Regions from separate parts of the Homo sapiens genome. Here all the other regions are linked to region 1. Evidence: chromatin contacts called from ENCODE Hi-C or POLR2A ChIA-PET data. All regions are on one chromosome and are shown on one strand. Each heading gives the region's core, a stretch centred on a gene start or an enhancer-like site at or near the end of the contact. The rest is flanking DNA. Distances are from core to core; before and after follow the strand shown.

The links. A loop is a pair of places that touch in the nucleus more often than their neighbours do. ChIA-PET counts read pairs that join two places held with the same protein, here RNA polymerase II (POLR2A). Pooled maps may share reads with other maps.
Region 2: a loop to region 1 is called in a map of CD4-positive, alpha-beta T cell, with 8 times the contacts of the local background. The contact joins the promoter of CLPB here to the promoter of PPME1 in region 1. A Hi-C loop is called at or near these places in 3 of 168 maps with a recorded cell type or tissue (CD4-positive, alpha-beta T cell, CD8-positive, alpha-beta T cell and naive thymus-derived CD4-positive, alpha-beta T cell) and 10 of 50 pooled maps.
Region 3: a loop to region 1 is called in a pooled map, with 15 times the contacts of the local background. The contact joins the promoter of FCHSD2 here to the promoter of PPME1 in region 1. A Hi-C loop is called at or near these places in 1 of 37 single-sample maps with no recorded cell type and 7 of 50 pooled maps. POLR2A ChIA-PET finds 5 or more read pairs at or near these places in 2 of 52 experiments (Caco-2 and GM12878).
Region 4: a map of naive thymus-derived CD4-positive, alpha-beta T cell shows a loop between it and region 1 (16-fold over the local background). The contact joins the promoter of ATG16L2 here to the promoter of PPME1 in region 1. A Hi-C loop is called at or near these places in 2 of 168 maps with a recorded cell type or tissue (naive thymus-derived CD4-positive, alpha-beta T cell and posterior vena cava) and 8 of 50 pooled maps.
Region 5: a loop to region 1 is called in a map of CD8-positive, alpha-beta T cell, with 12 times the contacts of the local background. The contact joins the promoter of RPS3 here to the promoter of PPME1 in region 1. A Hi-C loop is called at or near these places in 1 of 168 maps with a recorded cell type or tissue (CD8-positive, alpha-beta T cell) and 6 of 50 pooled maps. POLR2A ChIA-PET finds 5 or more read pairs at or near these places in 1 of 52 experiments (activated T-cell).

Annotation. Positions count from the first base shown.
Region 1 is chr11:74,169,990-74,172,689 of GRCh38, reverse strand. It overlaps PPME1 (protein phosphatase methylesterase 1), which reads right to left and starts at 1,401. Exons shown (of 14, transcript NM_016147.3): 1 at 1,168-1,401. The coding sequence starts at 1,268. C2CD3 (C2 domain containing 3 centriole elongation regulator) reads left to right here and starts at 1,688. Exons shown (of 33, transcript NM_001286577.2): 1 at 1,688-1,952. The coding sequence starts at 1,898. RefSeq lists enhancers at 607-1,529, 1,307-1,756, 1,530-2,453.
Region 2 is chr11:72,433,087-72,435,786 of GRCh38, reverse strand. CLPB (ClpB family mitochondrial disaggregase) reads left to right here and starts at 1,256. Exons shown (of 16, transcript NM_001258392.3): 1 at 1,256-1,715. The coding sequence starts at 1,313. RefSeq lists enhancers at 305-1,111, 1,175-1,634.
Region 3 is chr11:73,140,997-73,143,696 of GRCh38, reverse strand. FCHSD2 (FCH and double SH3 domains 2) reads left to right here and starts at 1,379. Exons shown (of 20, transcript NM_014824.3): 1 at 1,379-1,840. The coding sequence starts at 1,820. RefSeq lists enhancers at 231-370, 451-560, 2,431-2,660, 2,160-2,700 and silencers at 791-1,170, 1,331-1,710, 2,111-2,250.
Region 4 is chr11:72,813,098-72,815,797 of GRCh38, reverse strand. It overlaps ATG16L2 (autophagy related 16 like 2), which reads right to left and starts at 1,387. Exons shown (of 18, transcript NM_033388.2): 1 at 1,235-1,387. The coding sequence starts at 1,352. LOC107984421 (a long non-coding RNA gene) reads left to right here and starts at 1,731. Exons shown (of 3, transcript XR_007062771.1): 1 at 1,731-2,700. RefSeq lists an enhancer at 615-764 and silencers at 1,295-1,744, 2,145-2,234.
Region 5 is chr11:75,398,214-75,400,913 of GRCh38, reverse strand. It overlaps RPS3 (ribosomal protein S3), which reads right to left and starts at 1,396. Exons shown (of 7, transcript NM_001005.5): 1 at 1,337-1,396; 2 at 90-220. The coding sequence starts at 1,366. It overlaps SNORD15A (small nucleolar RNA, C/D box 15A), which reads right to left and starts at 523; the gene lies at 376-523. RefSeq lists enhancers at 1-833, 1,060-1,419.

The DNA of each region.
Region 1 (2,700 bases), core at 152-2,651:
AATGCCTATTCAATTCTCTCCACTTTCCAGCAATTACTTCTCCCATGTTCACCTCATTCTTTCTCCTCGGCCCAAGTATCCCCTAACCTGGCACAAGCCATTTAACGATCTAAAATTCCAAAACCTATCTCTTCTACATGGCTCTCCTTCCTTTCCAGCAAACTATTTCTCGAACTCCCAATGCTTCACTAATTCAAAGTCTTAGGCCAGTACGTCGCTTCCCTCAGATCTACTAGCCCAGCAAAAACTGATTGCCCAAATCTTCCTCTAAGCTTCCCAGACCTTACAACTGCAGCACTTCCATTCACCAAACCGTATTTATAGTCATCTCTCAATCTTTAGAGCCTATGGTCACTCTGTAAATTCTTCAGTTCTCTCCTTCTTCTCTCTCCCTTATCCTGTCCAGCTTCTCACTCTGTAAATTCTTCAGTCCTCTCCTTCTTCTCTCTCCCTTATCCTGTCCAGCTTCTCAGCACATTCCTACTACCCTTAACAATCTTCGTGGCTATGTTCTCCACCTTACCTTAGGCCTACTCCCTAAACTTTCTCATTCTCCCTTAAGAGACCTAATCTCACCTCTCATTCGCTGAATCTGTCTTTACACCTCTGGGAATTCTCTAGAATCGTCTGCTTCCTAGTTCTCCTCTTTCCTTCTCCAGCCCTGTCTCGAGTGTTTTCTACCCCCCTCAGCTTTTCTAGTATCTAGTTCTCACAGTGCAGATATTAGAACTCTGATAATATCTACTCCTCCCAAACCTTTCCTTAGTTGTTGGCCCAATTCCCCTCAACTTTTCTCTCAGTCATTCCCCACTTCCCTCCACCTTCCCTGGCCGATTCTCCTCCACCTTTGTCACCGTTCTACTCCCTTTTCTAAGCCTCCTTTATTGTGGAAGTGATTCTCAGATCCCTTATGTTAGTCTCTCAGCTTCCCCAACCTTTGCCTCATTCCCCTCTCCCTTCAACAACGTTATTTTTCCTCCAATTTCTATTGACTTGGCGCCTCCCCTAGTACCCCAATCTGCCTTCTACTCCATCTAAATATCTCCAGGCCGCCAACATTTTCTCCTATCAGTAGACTCCTTTCCCGTGCCTCTATGAACGCCCAGAGATACCATTCTCCAACGGCTGGGGCCTGGCCCATAGGGAGAAGGGGTATGGGTCACGTACCCCATTCGCATCTTGGCTCCGCTCTGACTGCCCCCGCTGCCGGGTAGAGGTGGGCGAGAGGGAAGGCGGCCGAGGTGCATGCTCTTTTCGAGGGCCGACATCGAGGGGAGGCTGCACGCACGTAGTCAAACAGTAGGCGAAGCTTCGTCCCACGTTGAGTGTGGCCCAACCGGTCACGACTCGCTCCCCTAACGACGCCCTGTCGCCTTTGGACAGCACCCAGCTACCCGTAGCACCGCCTACCGCCCACCGGCTCCGTAAACTCCACCCACTCGCTTCAGCGCTTCCACCGGAAGTGCGCAACAGCACTCATACAAAGGAAGCTGGGTAACAGAGTATGAGAACTCCGCAGACTCCCGGCTGGGAACCCGACGACTTTCACCGGAAGGAGGAGCGCTCTTCAGGGCAATGCACCCTGCGCAATGGAGTCCACAAAGGGCGCATCCCTATGCGCTTGCGCAGCTGGAGGCGCCCCCCAGCCAACCCCGGAGAGGTATTGTAGCAAAGCGTCCTGGGTATTGTAGTGTATTGGAGGGAAGGCGTCTTGGCGCCTTCTCTTCGCACCGTTTTCCGGAGACTGTTAGAGGAAGAGTCGCTTTTTCCTGCCTCCCAGGCTGCCCAGCGGCGCCGGTTGCCGGGGAACGCAGGCGCCGTGGGGAGGGATGGCGGGAGGATACTGCTTAGGTGCTGGAGACGGAGTTGAGCTGGTGAAGAAGAGCTCGGGCTCATCATGAAACAACGAAAAGGCCAAGGGTCTGGGGGCAGCCGTGGGCGCAAAAAAAGAGGTAACCTGAGCGATCAAAGATTGAGGAAAGCGTAATAGGAGAGCAGGGTGTAAGGAATTTTAGGGAGACCCGCACCCCCGCTGGATAAACAAGAAAAGGGACGTAAGAAGGAAGTAGCCAGGGAACCAGAAGGTTAAAAGGAAGGGCAATTGGCCCTCCAGAGAATAGAAAGGAATTAGGGGCTGGGGTAGGGGCCACAGACAGGCGATTAATGAGATGAAGGTTACCGGTAGGATGACTGTAGAGGAGAAGAACAAACAATGATGGGATTGGTTTTGATAACGAAGTGAAATGTATGTGTGTGTGTAGCTTTCGAGGTCCACAGGGACAGGAAGAAACATAAATTGGCAAAGGGATTATATCATTTGTTGTGTGATTGTGGGCAAGAATCACGTTTTATACATTACTGAATGACCAAGGATTAGTACAAAGCAGGACTCGGTAAATGTTAGTTGAATGAATGAAGTATGAAGGGCTGACTATGAGCAGGAGTTGGGAAAAATAATTGTAGAGTATAGAGCCGGGAAGAGTGGGGAATGACAGGTGTGATAGGATTGGAGTGGGGGTAAGGGCATGACGATCTCCTGAAGGACCTGAGATCATGAAAGAGTGTGCAGCAGAGAGTCCTCATCAGGTTAGCAGCTCAAGGAGACACAAGCTCACCGAGTAGGGGATGTTAGCTGCAGTGAGAACAGTCAACCTAGGAACCCAGGGCAGATCAGGAAACTTGACATTGAATCTCTACAAG
Region 2 (2,700 bases), core at 7-2,506, 1.7 Mb after region 1:
TGCTCAAAATCAGAAGACCTGAGCATTACTTTACTCCAGGTGATTTACTGGCAAATCTTTTCACCTTTGAGCCTCAATTCCCTTCACTGTAGACGGGAATAACAGTTCTTGCCCAGCTTCTCACACACAGCTGCCATGAGGATCAGATGAGATGACCCACTTGAAAGCCCTTTAAAAATAACACAATCAGGGCCAGGCGCAGTGGCTCACGCCAGTAATCCCAGTACTTAGGGAGGCTGAGGCAGGTGGGTCGCTTGAGGTCAGGAGTTGGAGACCAGCCTGGCCAACATGGTGAAACCCCGTCTCTACTACTAAAAATACAAAAATTAGCCAAGCGTGGTGGTGCGTGCCTGTAATCCCAGCTACTCGGTAGGCTGAGGTGGGAGAATCGCTTGGACCAGGGAGACGGAGGTTGCAGTGAGCCGAGATGGCGCCACTGCACTCCAGTTTGGGCGGCAGAGTGAGATTCTGTCTCAAAAAAAAAAAAAAAAAAAAGACCGGAAGTCAACTCTTCAAATAAAATGTATTCCTATCTCAGGTGCAGTAGTTACCCTAAACATCTTTTTGAAAGGCCGCCCAGGCTGAAAAAAGAGATAGGCTAAACTAAATAAGCATAAGTTTCATAATATGCCTCTGCTGAAGATTCTTGGGTAATTTACACCAGTCAAAAATTGTGGGCCGGGCGCGGTGGCTCACGCTTGTAACCCCAGCATTTTGGGAGGCCGAGGCGGGCGGATCGCCTGAGGTCAGGAGTTAGAGACCAGCCTGGCCAACGTGGTGAAACCCCGTTTCCACTAAAAATACAAAAATTAGCTGGGCATGGTGGCGGGCGCCTGTAATCCCAGCTACTCGGGAGACTGAGGTAGGAGAATTGCTTGAACACAGGAGACGAAGGTTGCAGTGAGCCGAGATCGCGCCACGGCACTCCGGCCTGTGAGACAGAGCGAGACTCCGTCTCAAAAAAAAAAAAAAAAAAAAAGTGTGTCGTGTGCTTCAACTAAACTAGGAAAGAAGTCTTGGGATTCTAATCTTTAACTCTAATCGCCACGCCCCTTCACCCGAACTCTATTTCCCAATATGCCCCGGGCTTCTATAATCCCGCAGTCATTGTGACGCAATCCCACAGCCTTCTGGGAAACGTAGTTTATTTATTCTCCAGCTGGGGAAAGGCTTAGGGCTGTGGACTACCTCTCCCGTGAGGTAGTGCGCAACTCCACCCTGTTCGCGGCGTCTTCGAACGCGCCGCGGCAGCCATGTTGGACGTGGTCAGCACAGGGGCCGGCACCACGGGGTTATCGAAGCAGCTGTCAAGATGCTGGGGTCCCTGGTGTTGAGGAGAAAAGCACTGGCGCCACGGCTACTCCTCCGGCTGCTCAGGTCCCCAACGCTCCGGGGCCATGGAGGTGCTTCCGGCCGGAATGTGACTACTGGGAGTCTCGGGGAGCCGCAGTGGCTGAGGGTAGCCACCGGGGGGCGCCCTGGAACATCGCCGGCCTTGTTCTCCGGACGTGGGGCAGCCACCGGGGGGCGCCAGGGAGGACGCTTCGATACCAAATGCCTCGCGGCTGCCACTTGGGGACGCCTTCCTGGTCCCGAAGAAACACTCCCAGGACAGGACAGCTGGAACGGGGTCCCCAGCAGGGCCGGACTGGGCATGTGCGCCCTGGCCGCAGCGCTGGTGGTTCATTGCTACAGCAAGAGTCCGTCCAACAAGGGTGATTATGAGATCTGGGTTTGAGGAAGGGAGAGGCGGGAAGATTGTCCTAACTTCGTATCTTAGGAGGGTGGGAGGTACTTATAGGTTTAGATCCTTAGAGCCTAAGTCTTGGAGGGACTCAGACATCATCTGGTTACAGGGGCAGGGTGTTGCCCTAGAGACCTCATCACCTCGGAGTTGTATAATCTCGTACCATAGATCCGCTTCCCCTCTCTGGGCATCATTTTATCCATCTGTACAATGGGGATATTGGACTAAACATCTAATATTATAGCATGGTCCCCTTATGTTTCTCATATTCTGCCTGGTCCAATTCCTCTTTCCTGAGATCTCCAGGAAACGGAAATTATGGGGTGTTTTAAGGGCAACCGCCAGATGGTTTAGAGAAGTTGCCAAACCGCTCCCCCCTACCCCCCGCCACCAAAGGTGCCAGAGTCAGGAACAACCTGACTCGGTTCTAATGCCAGCTTGACCTCAATTTATTTATTTATTTATTTATTTATTTATTTATTTATTTATTTATTTATTTCTGAGATGGAGTCTTGCTCTGTCGCCAAGCTGGAGTGCAGTGGCGCAATCTCGGCCCACTGCAACCTCCGCCTCCCGGGTTCAAGCTATTCTCCTGCCTTAGCCTCCCAAGTAGCTGGGACTACAGGTGCGGGCCACCACACCCAGCTAATTTTTGTATTTTTAGTTGTTGGTCAGGATGGTCTCGATCTCTTGACCTCCTGATCCACCCGCCTTGGCCTCCCAAAGTACTGGGATTACAGGCGTGAGCCACCGCGTCTGACCAATTTCTTTATTTATATAGTGAAGGATAGTTTCCCAACATTTTTACAGTACTGTTATTTTGACTCTTTTTGGAGTTCAGCGGCCTGAGTCTGTCAGTCTCAGGATTTTGCTGTGTCTGGTCTCACATGCTGTGAGGTGATCTTGCCATGTGGGATAGTTGGCAGGAGAAGGAAGGTGGATTCCTGGAGGCC
Region 3 (2,700 bases), core at 130-2,629, 1.0 Mb after region 1:
ACTTCTGAGAACAGCTGTCTGGGATCTCAACTTCTGAAAAAACGGTGGAGTAATCCAGCTCAGCCTCCACACAGCCCCGTGACTCAAAAAAAAAAAAAAAACCTCCCTGGGCATGGGGAAGAGGTATTCCTCTTCTGAGGACCCCAAGGGAGGTCGATAAACTCCCCCGTAGATGGTCTGAACAGAGCAGGAAGGTTCATGTGTGGTGGTGGGGTGCACTGCTTAGATAAGCACCCTCACTGGCAGATAAGGAAGCCGAGCTCACCTAGCCTGTTAAGGAGCAGGCAAAGTGGACTGGCACCCAGAGATCCTGACTCCCAGACAAGGGCTTCCTCTATGGCCTCTCCTGCCTCTTCTACTTTTCCTCGTGCTTATTATCCTGCACCTGTTTCTTTTTTAAAATAACCCATAGAACACTTCCTGACGCAGATTCTAGTCCTGCTGTGTAACCTTTAGAAAGGCTTCCCTCTATGGGCACTTGCCTCCCCGTCTGTGAAACGGGGGCCTCGGCCTTAACGTTCTCTTGGCTCCCTCTCAGCGGAGTCAGTGATGTTTGACTTGAATGCCCTGCAGTAGAGTGCCGCCGTTTCCTTTGCAGAGCAACTGCCTTTCCGCCCTACAATCGCAATGGCCTGGCACCTGCGGCCAGCCGCAAAGCGACTTGTCCTTGCTCGCCTCTCTCGCGCACATCTAGCTGGTAGGGAGAGTAGGGTGTTGAGGGGCTGAGAGGAAGAAAACGCCGGAATTCTCGTATCCCACAGGCATGCTGCGCCCCCCTCCCCACTGCAAACGTTTCCCTGCGAGCGTCGTCCCCCGCGCCCCCCGACACACACACACACACACACACACACACACACACACACACACACACACACACACACACACGCAAAGGCAGGCAGGAGGCGGGGGCGGCCTGTGCGCGTGCGTCGGCGCGGAGCCCTCTCCCGCCCACGTGCGCGCCCCCGAGCGGAGACGCGCGCGCCGGGGCGAGCTGGCGGGAAAGCGCGCGGGAAGCCCCCGGCTGGCTCCCAGCGTGGGGGAGGGAGGGCAGGAGGCGTCTGGAACGTGCCACTCTCGGAGAGAAAGGGGGGATTTTCGCGTGGCGCTGGCGTTTCTACACCTCCCACCCACCGACCAATCCGTTAGCTTCCCCCTTCCCCTGCCGCGGTACGAAGCCCCGTGCCGTGGCCTAGCTCCCTCCTGGCAGCCCGGACCGGCCCCTCGAACCCCGCTCTGGACAGAGCGGTTCCCTCAGCATCCGGAGCGGGGCGCTGCGCCGCGCGGCGAGGCCGGAAATTCCCGCGGCCTGAGTGGTGGAGCCCTAGCGGGGAGAGCGGCGCCACCTTCCTCCTCCCGGGCGGGCGGGGGCGTTAGGCCCAGCGAGGGCCGGGCCGCCTGAGTGGGTGGGGTGGGGGCCGCTGCGTCCGCCGGGAGCGGCGGCGCAGGCGGCCGACCGGGAGCGCGGACAACGCGGCTGCGGCTAACCCGCCGCCCGGCCGGCTGAGACCCTCGCGCCCCTGCTCCTGGGGCCCCCGCCCCCTCGCCGTCTCCGCCTCCTTCCTCACACACCCCCGGGCCGCCCGGGCCGCCCGGGCCCCAAGCCTTCCCGGTGCTCCTCCCTCGTCTCCTCACACTCGCTCTCTGGCTGGGGTCCGCCTGCCGCCCGCTGGCCTGCTCCCTCCGGGGCAAGTCTTGCTTCTTAAGCGCTCCTTTCACACACGCGCGCGCTCGCTGGGCCGTCCCCTCCTCTCCGGCCCTCCTCCTCCTCCTGGTCCTTGCTAACGCTGCCGTCGGGGAGGATTGATGTCCCTTCAGCATCATGCAGCCGCCGCCGAGGAAGGTAAGGGCGCAGCTGGGGGGCTTTGGGGTTCGGAGAGATGCGTACGCGGAACGCGGCTGGGGCGACCGCTGCGCCCCTTCCCCCTCCCGCAAGGGGCCGTGACCGCCCTCGTCTTGGGCTTGTCACCGACTTGCCGCCGGCTCCAGGTGGGGGGCGCGCGTGTGAGTTGCCTTTCCGACAGAGGGGCCGCCGGGGCTCGTCCGTCCTCTAACGCAGGAGACCCCCAGACATTTCACAAGAGTTTCGGGTGTGCATTTGTGTGTGTGCGCGCGCATGGCAATGCTGCCCGCTGCAAAGTGCATTCTCGGGGCTGCACCGAGGGGGAGGCGGGGACGCCCCTGCAGCTTTGCAGAGCCTTGTGCGTGTGTGATTGTTTAGTCTGCACCAGCTTTGAGCCCTCCAGCCGCTTGTCGCCAGCCCCGCCCGTTTGCAAATTTGCGGGGGATTTGTTTCTAGCCTAGCCTTAGGGTTTGGCCTGCTTTTCCCACGGGGCGGCCGAAAAGAAGTTGGAATAGTCACCGCCTCCCCACCCCAAGGGAAAACAAATTAAGGATTGACGGGTCCTGCCTCGTCCCCGGCTGAGGGGCGAGGAGGCTGTCGTGCTGTCTTCAGAAAAGCGAGGACCGGGCCCGGGAGGTGCGTGGGGTGTGCACTGCGATCCGGGGTTGGATGACCAGGGTGGGAGTGACGGATGCACCCGGCTTGTCATCAGTCTCCCCGCTGCGCCCTTCCCCAGCTTTCCCAGGGGCCGAGGCTGTGTCCTTGTCTTTTTAATCCTACAGATGGATACTGAATGTCTACTCTGGGCACTGGGTGGATGAGGCCGTTCTGTCCTCCCCTCGTGGGCAAACATTTGCCTA
Region 4 (2,700 bases), core at 138-2,637, 1.4 Mb after region 1:
GCCTAGCTCCCTCCTCATCAACTTCCTTCCCACACTCAGTGCCCTGTCACCTTGACTGAGGCCCTGGGCCTGGCCTAGTTCTCATGAAAACCCCACCTCAGCCCCCAGGGTACTGCAGCACCCAGCAAACCTAAAGAAGGTCTCTATACCCAATTAACAAGTAAGAAGACTGAGGCTTAGCGATGTGATCTGCCCAAGGTTTCAAGACTGGCCCTTCAGTCTGATTTCAGCCCTCCAGATCTCTCTAGTCCCTCAGACTCACAGCTCCCTGGGTCGGGGCGGGGGGCAGGGGTTGGGGGGGCGGTGACCCCCTCCCTCAAACTGGACGGTTCCACTGTCTGTCTGAGCAGTGGAGAAGTGTGGCTGCTGGAGGTGGGGGCTGGCCTCGCAACCCTGAAGGTAGAGGACCAGCAGCCTGGAAGCTTGCAGAGAAATTTTCCTGGCTAAGAGCAGATTTGATTGTGGGGGTTTGGCCAAGATTAGCCCCAGTGAGAGAGCCGCAGGGATTGTGGTTAGACTTCCAACCACAGACATACAATCGCAGGCGGCCAGAGGTGCGACACACAGGCACACCTGTTCATCCCCTCTTGAAATGCCACACCCTATCCTGACCAGCTGCCCAGAAACAATTCTGAGAGTCCGACTTCGCTGGGCTCAGCCAGCATCCACCAGCAGCCCGGGGCCCCCTGATGCCCCCTCAGGCTGGGTAGGCTGACAGGGAGGTGTTCCATAAGCCTGTGCCAGCGTCGCCTGTCAGCGGCAGAGCCTGAGATGCACAGCCTCCTCCTTAGAGGTTCCGAGTGTCGCCCCTCTCCGGATGGGCCAATAAGTGGCTGCTCTGGACAAGTCCCGCGTTCTTTCACTGCGCTACCGAGACTAAGTGCACTGATCAAGCCCCTACCCCGGGGACTGCCCGGGTGGGGAGGCAAAAGAGACCCTGCAAAACCAACACCCGAGGACGCACTTGCGTCTCGGAAGCCCAGCTTGTGGGAGGCAGAGCCCGTCCTGAGGGGCGACGAGGGCAGGGGGACCAGGAGGGGCTCGTCCAGGTTCTAACCAGAGCCTGGATGGCAAGGGGCGGAGTCCTGGCAGTCGGGATGGGCGTAACGCACAGGCTCAAGGCATAAGGCACAGCGCACTCGGGTCACAGGCGGAGGAGCCAGCCAAACCCTCTCCCCGCGCCCGTAGCCGCGTCCCCTCAGCCGCCATCCTCTCAGCACCGGGGCGCACTCACAGGCCGGCACCAGCTCCAGGAAAAGCGCCTTTTGCGTACGGTCCCGAAGCCGCAGCTGCCGCACGATGTGGCGTTTCCAGCGCGCTGCGGGGGCACCGGGGACGCCCGGCCCCGCCATGGCCGCGCTCTCCCGCCTAGCGGCGCGTTCCTCCCGCCCAGGACGGCGCCAGGCCGGGGCGGGGCCTCGCGGGGACTCCGTGACGCCAGGGGGCGGGCGGCGGCGGGGAATCCCCGGCTTGTCCCAAGAGGGCTTTGGCGGGGAGGACCGAAGGCCGACGCCGGGAGGATCTGCCTCCGGGAGGAGCCGCCTCCGGGTCTGAACCGCCGGGGCCCCGTCCGAAATGTTCACCTAAGTGGGGGCTCCTGTGGCTGCGAGGGTCATAAGCAGGAGCGAGGTCGGAGCCTCCGGGGAGGCTTCCCCCACGCGGGTGGAGCGCTCCGGAGGCGGGGCCCTCAAGGCCCGGGTGTCTTAACCCCGCCGCGCCCGGGCCGAGTTCGAGAGCCGCTGGTGCTTCCCAGGCCGTCGCGCTCCTGGCCGCGCACCCAGCCAGGGACCCAGAGGCCCTCAGCCCCGGGCTCTGCGCGTACACTGAGGGCGCGGCGCAGCAGGACAGCAAGATAAGGAAGCAGAGACTGAAGGGAGGAATCCCCGCTTTCCGGGGATGATGGCGTTCGAGTTGGGTCTGTGAGGGATGAAATAGGAGTTGGCCAGAGGGAGAGAGGGACTCTAGGCCTCGAGAAGAGCACGTGCAGAGGTTCCGTGACACGAAAACGCCAGGTGGGTGCGGGGCTGGGAGGACAGGAGGCAGAAGGGTTTACGGCTCCACATGGTCGCCGAAATTTTAGGTCCCTGAGAGTAAAGGGGTGCAGCTGATTTCATCTAGAAAGCCCCTGGCCGGGAGGAGAGAACGAGCTTGCTTGCCTGGGGTTGCAAAGGAGTGGGTAGCTGAGACGGCCAGCACCCCAGCATCCTGACTCAGGGCCAGACGCTTCACCCCATTGGGCGGCGTCTGGAGGAGCAGACACATCTCTTGTGGGTACCCTCGAAAGTGAATCATGGGTCGCAGGGAACTGTGGTCAAACCGTCTCTAGCTAGATGCTAGAGAGCCAGCTCTGCAGGCTCAGGCTACTGTGAGACACGAAAGGAGGGACTCGCTGGGCACAGCCTCACCCTGGGGCATGCCAGCAGGCCCTGCCCTCTGAGTGTTGGCAGACTTGAACATCCCTAGGGAACGAGAGAAGTTGGGCAACGATGGGAGAGCAGTGCAGGCCCTGGAGGTGACGAGTCTGTTGAGATTCTGATGGGGATGGGTCAGAGGACGTAGAAAGCAGTGAAGGCCTAGACGCCCCCAGGTCAGTGTAGCCTGCTCTGCTTCCAGTGAGCTGGGCTCAGTCCCCCACATGTCATTGTCTTAGACGCCCATGGCCTTTGCACAGGCCGAGCCTGATGTTTGGAACATCGTCGC
Region 5 (2,700 bases), core at 147-2,646, 1.2 Mb before region 1:
AAGACTCCGTCTCAAAAAAATAAATAAATAAATAAACCAACTTAGCATTTATAACAATTATAGGTGATGGCCAGTCAAATGAGTTTTACCTGGTGGCTAAGATAATGATTTCTGTCCTGGTTGGTGTAACTCGCACCTCAACTCCAGAGTAGCCATCTTCAGCCAGCTCCCGAGTAAGAAACTCATTCAGTTCAGCTTTGAAGATGCCATCAGCGACAAACTAATCCAAACAAAGCAAAGTTCAAAATTAGGAGATCGGTGTAGGCTCACTTTCGCCTGAGCCAGTCTAGTCTTATTAGTCAATGCATCCCTCACCAAAACTAAATACCTCCAACCAATGGTTCCAAACCCTTGTTCCAACAGGAGTGCAGCAACCCTTCTCAGACAAATGCCTCTAAGTCATCTTTAGGAAATTACTTCAACCAGGGCTCTTTAAACTGTGCCACAGAACGCAGCACAGAGTAGGCCACCTGGGCAAAGAGAACATCCCCAAGTCAGACTCGTCATCATCTCTTCATCGAAGGGTTTAAAACAGTTCCACATGCAAAACAAGAAACTGCTCTAATGGCCTATTTACACTTCATTCAGCACAGCAAAGACACTGTACTTGTCACTGTTAAGGAATAGATAGTAGACTTAACATATAAGCTCTCTCACTTGTAGACACAACCTGCACCGTCTAAAGAATCCCAGCCATGTTATTTGGCTTTACGGTACCAACAGAGCTGGCAAATCCTAACTCTCGAGAAGTTGTGGATTTAATTTTGACATCGAAGTGTATATACGAAATGACAAACTGTCTATTTTTAAAGCTAATGATTTTTACACAGTTCTATCCCATGTAATGACAAGGCGTTAAATCCGAGGCAGCTTCCTCCCGGGGTCCCCAGACGGAGCAAGCAACCGTCAGCAACCCTTCAAGTTGAGGTCCTGGGGCCAGCGGACTGTACCCAGAAACGACCAGTTAAGGCAAGAATACACTGCTGCCTTCTCTTCCCAAAACCACGGGATAAGACATGAGGGAAATGACACACGCCCTCAAAATACCACGTTTACTAATTCCGTTGACCGACAAATGCTCACAAACGCCTTCTCCGGGACAGAAGGGGCGCCTGGTGCCCATCTCTCTGCGCTTCACTTGGAACCCGGCCACACAGCGCCCTCCTGGCTGGGGCCTCTCACTCAATCCACCGCCATCCGCGGCCCGCAGGAACGCCAGGAAGCCTAGGCCGCTTCCAGGGCAGGCCACGGAGCTGCAGGCCTCGCGGTGGCACCCCGAGAAGCCCTCGACCCGCGCGGCGCCGTCGTTCTCCGAACCCAGTCCCCAGAGGCTCACCTTCCTCTTCTTGGATATTTGCACTGCCATCTTGCCGCCGCGCTCCGCTGAAAGGAAAGGAAGTGGCTCGCGGGCGGAAGTGAGTATAAAGGGCGCGAGCGACGACGGAGGGCTGCGCTGCGTGCACGCCTGTGGGTGCTCATGGGAAATGTAGTTTTTACGTAAGTAAGGCGTCCAGGGAAAGAAGAATGTAGGCAGGAACAGGAAAGGGGCTTCATCCAGCAGGACTTCTAAACTTCAGGGGACCTTAGAGTTCAATTCTCATAGTTTCAAAACAAGCAATGTGAGGTGCAGAGGTGGAAATTACAGGTATAAGTTCACACAGCAAGAGAGATTAACCAGCGTGGAACTCTGGCCCCTACACTTTCAGGGTGGACACTGTAATGAAAATCTGCTGAAATCCCTCAGTGAAACTCATTTAAGACTCCTCTTTGGGAGGCCAAGGCGGGCGGATTACTTGAGGTCAGGAGTTCGAGATTAGCCTGGCGAACATGGTGAAACCCCGTCTCTACTAAAAATAGAAAAATTAGCTGGGAGTGGTGTCGGGCACCTGTAATCCCAGCTACTCGGGAGGCTGAGGTGGGAGGATTGCTTGGACCTGGGAGATGGAGGTTGCAGTGGGCCAAGATCCTACCACTGCACTCTAGCCTGGACCACAGAGTGAGACTCTGTCTCAAACAAACAAACAAACAAACAAACAAAACAACTCATGTCCCCCAGTCTGTACCCATTTCCTCCATTCCAAATGATAATAATAAAACCTGATACTTACTAAGTGTCCTAGGGACTGCGTTCTGTGTCCTTTATGTTGTTCTCATTTACCCCACCTTACTTTCATCAAGTCCATTACAATTTGTAACAGAAGTCCCAGAAGGTCCCATGGGCCCGCCCTTCCTTCCTTCCTTCCTTCCTTCCTCTCTCTTTCTCTCTCTCTTTCTCTCCTTTCTTTCTTTTCTCTCCGGTTGCCCAAGCTGGAGTGCAGTAGTACGATCTCAGCTCCCTGCAACCTCCACTTCCCAGGTTCAAGTGATTCTTCTGCCTTGGCCTCCTGAGTAGCTGGGATTACAGGTGCACACCACCACACCCAGCTAATTTTTGTATTTTTAGTAGAGATGAAGTTTCACTATGTTGGCCAGGCTGGTCTTGAACTCCTGACCTCAAGTGATCCACCTGCCTTAGCCTCCCAGAGTGCTGGGATTACAGGCATGAGCCACCGTGCCTGGCCTTCTTTTTCAATTAAAAAAAATTCTAGCCAGGTGCAGTGGCTCAGGCCTGTAATCTTAGCACTTTGGGAGGCCAAGGCAAGTGGATAGCTTGAGGCCAGAAGTTTGAGACCAGTCTGGGCAACAGAATGAGACACCCTC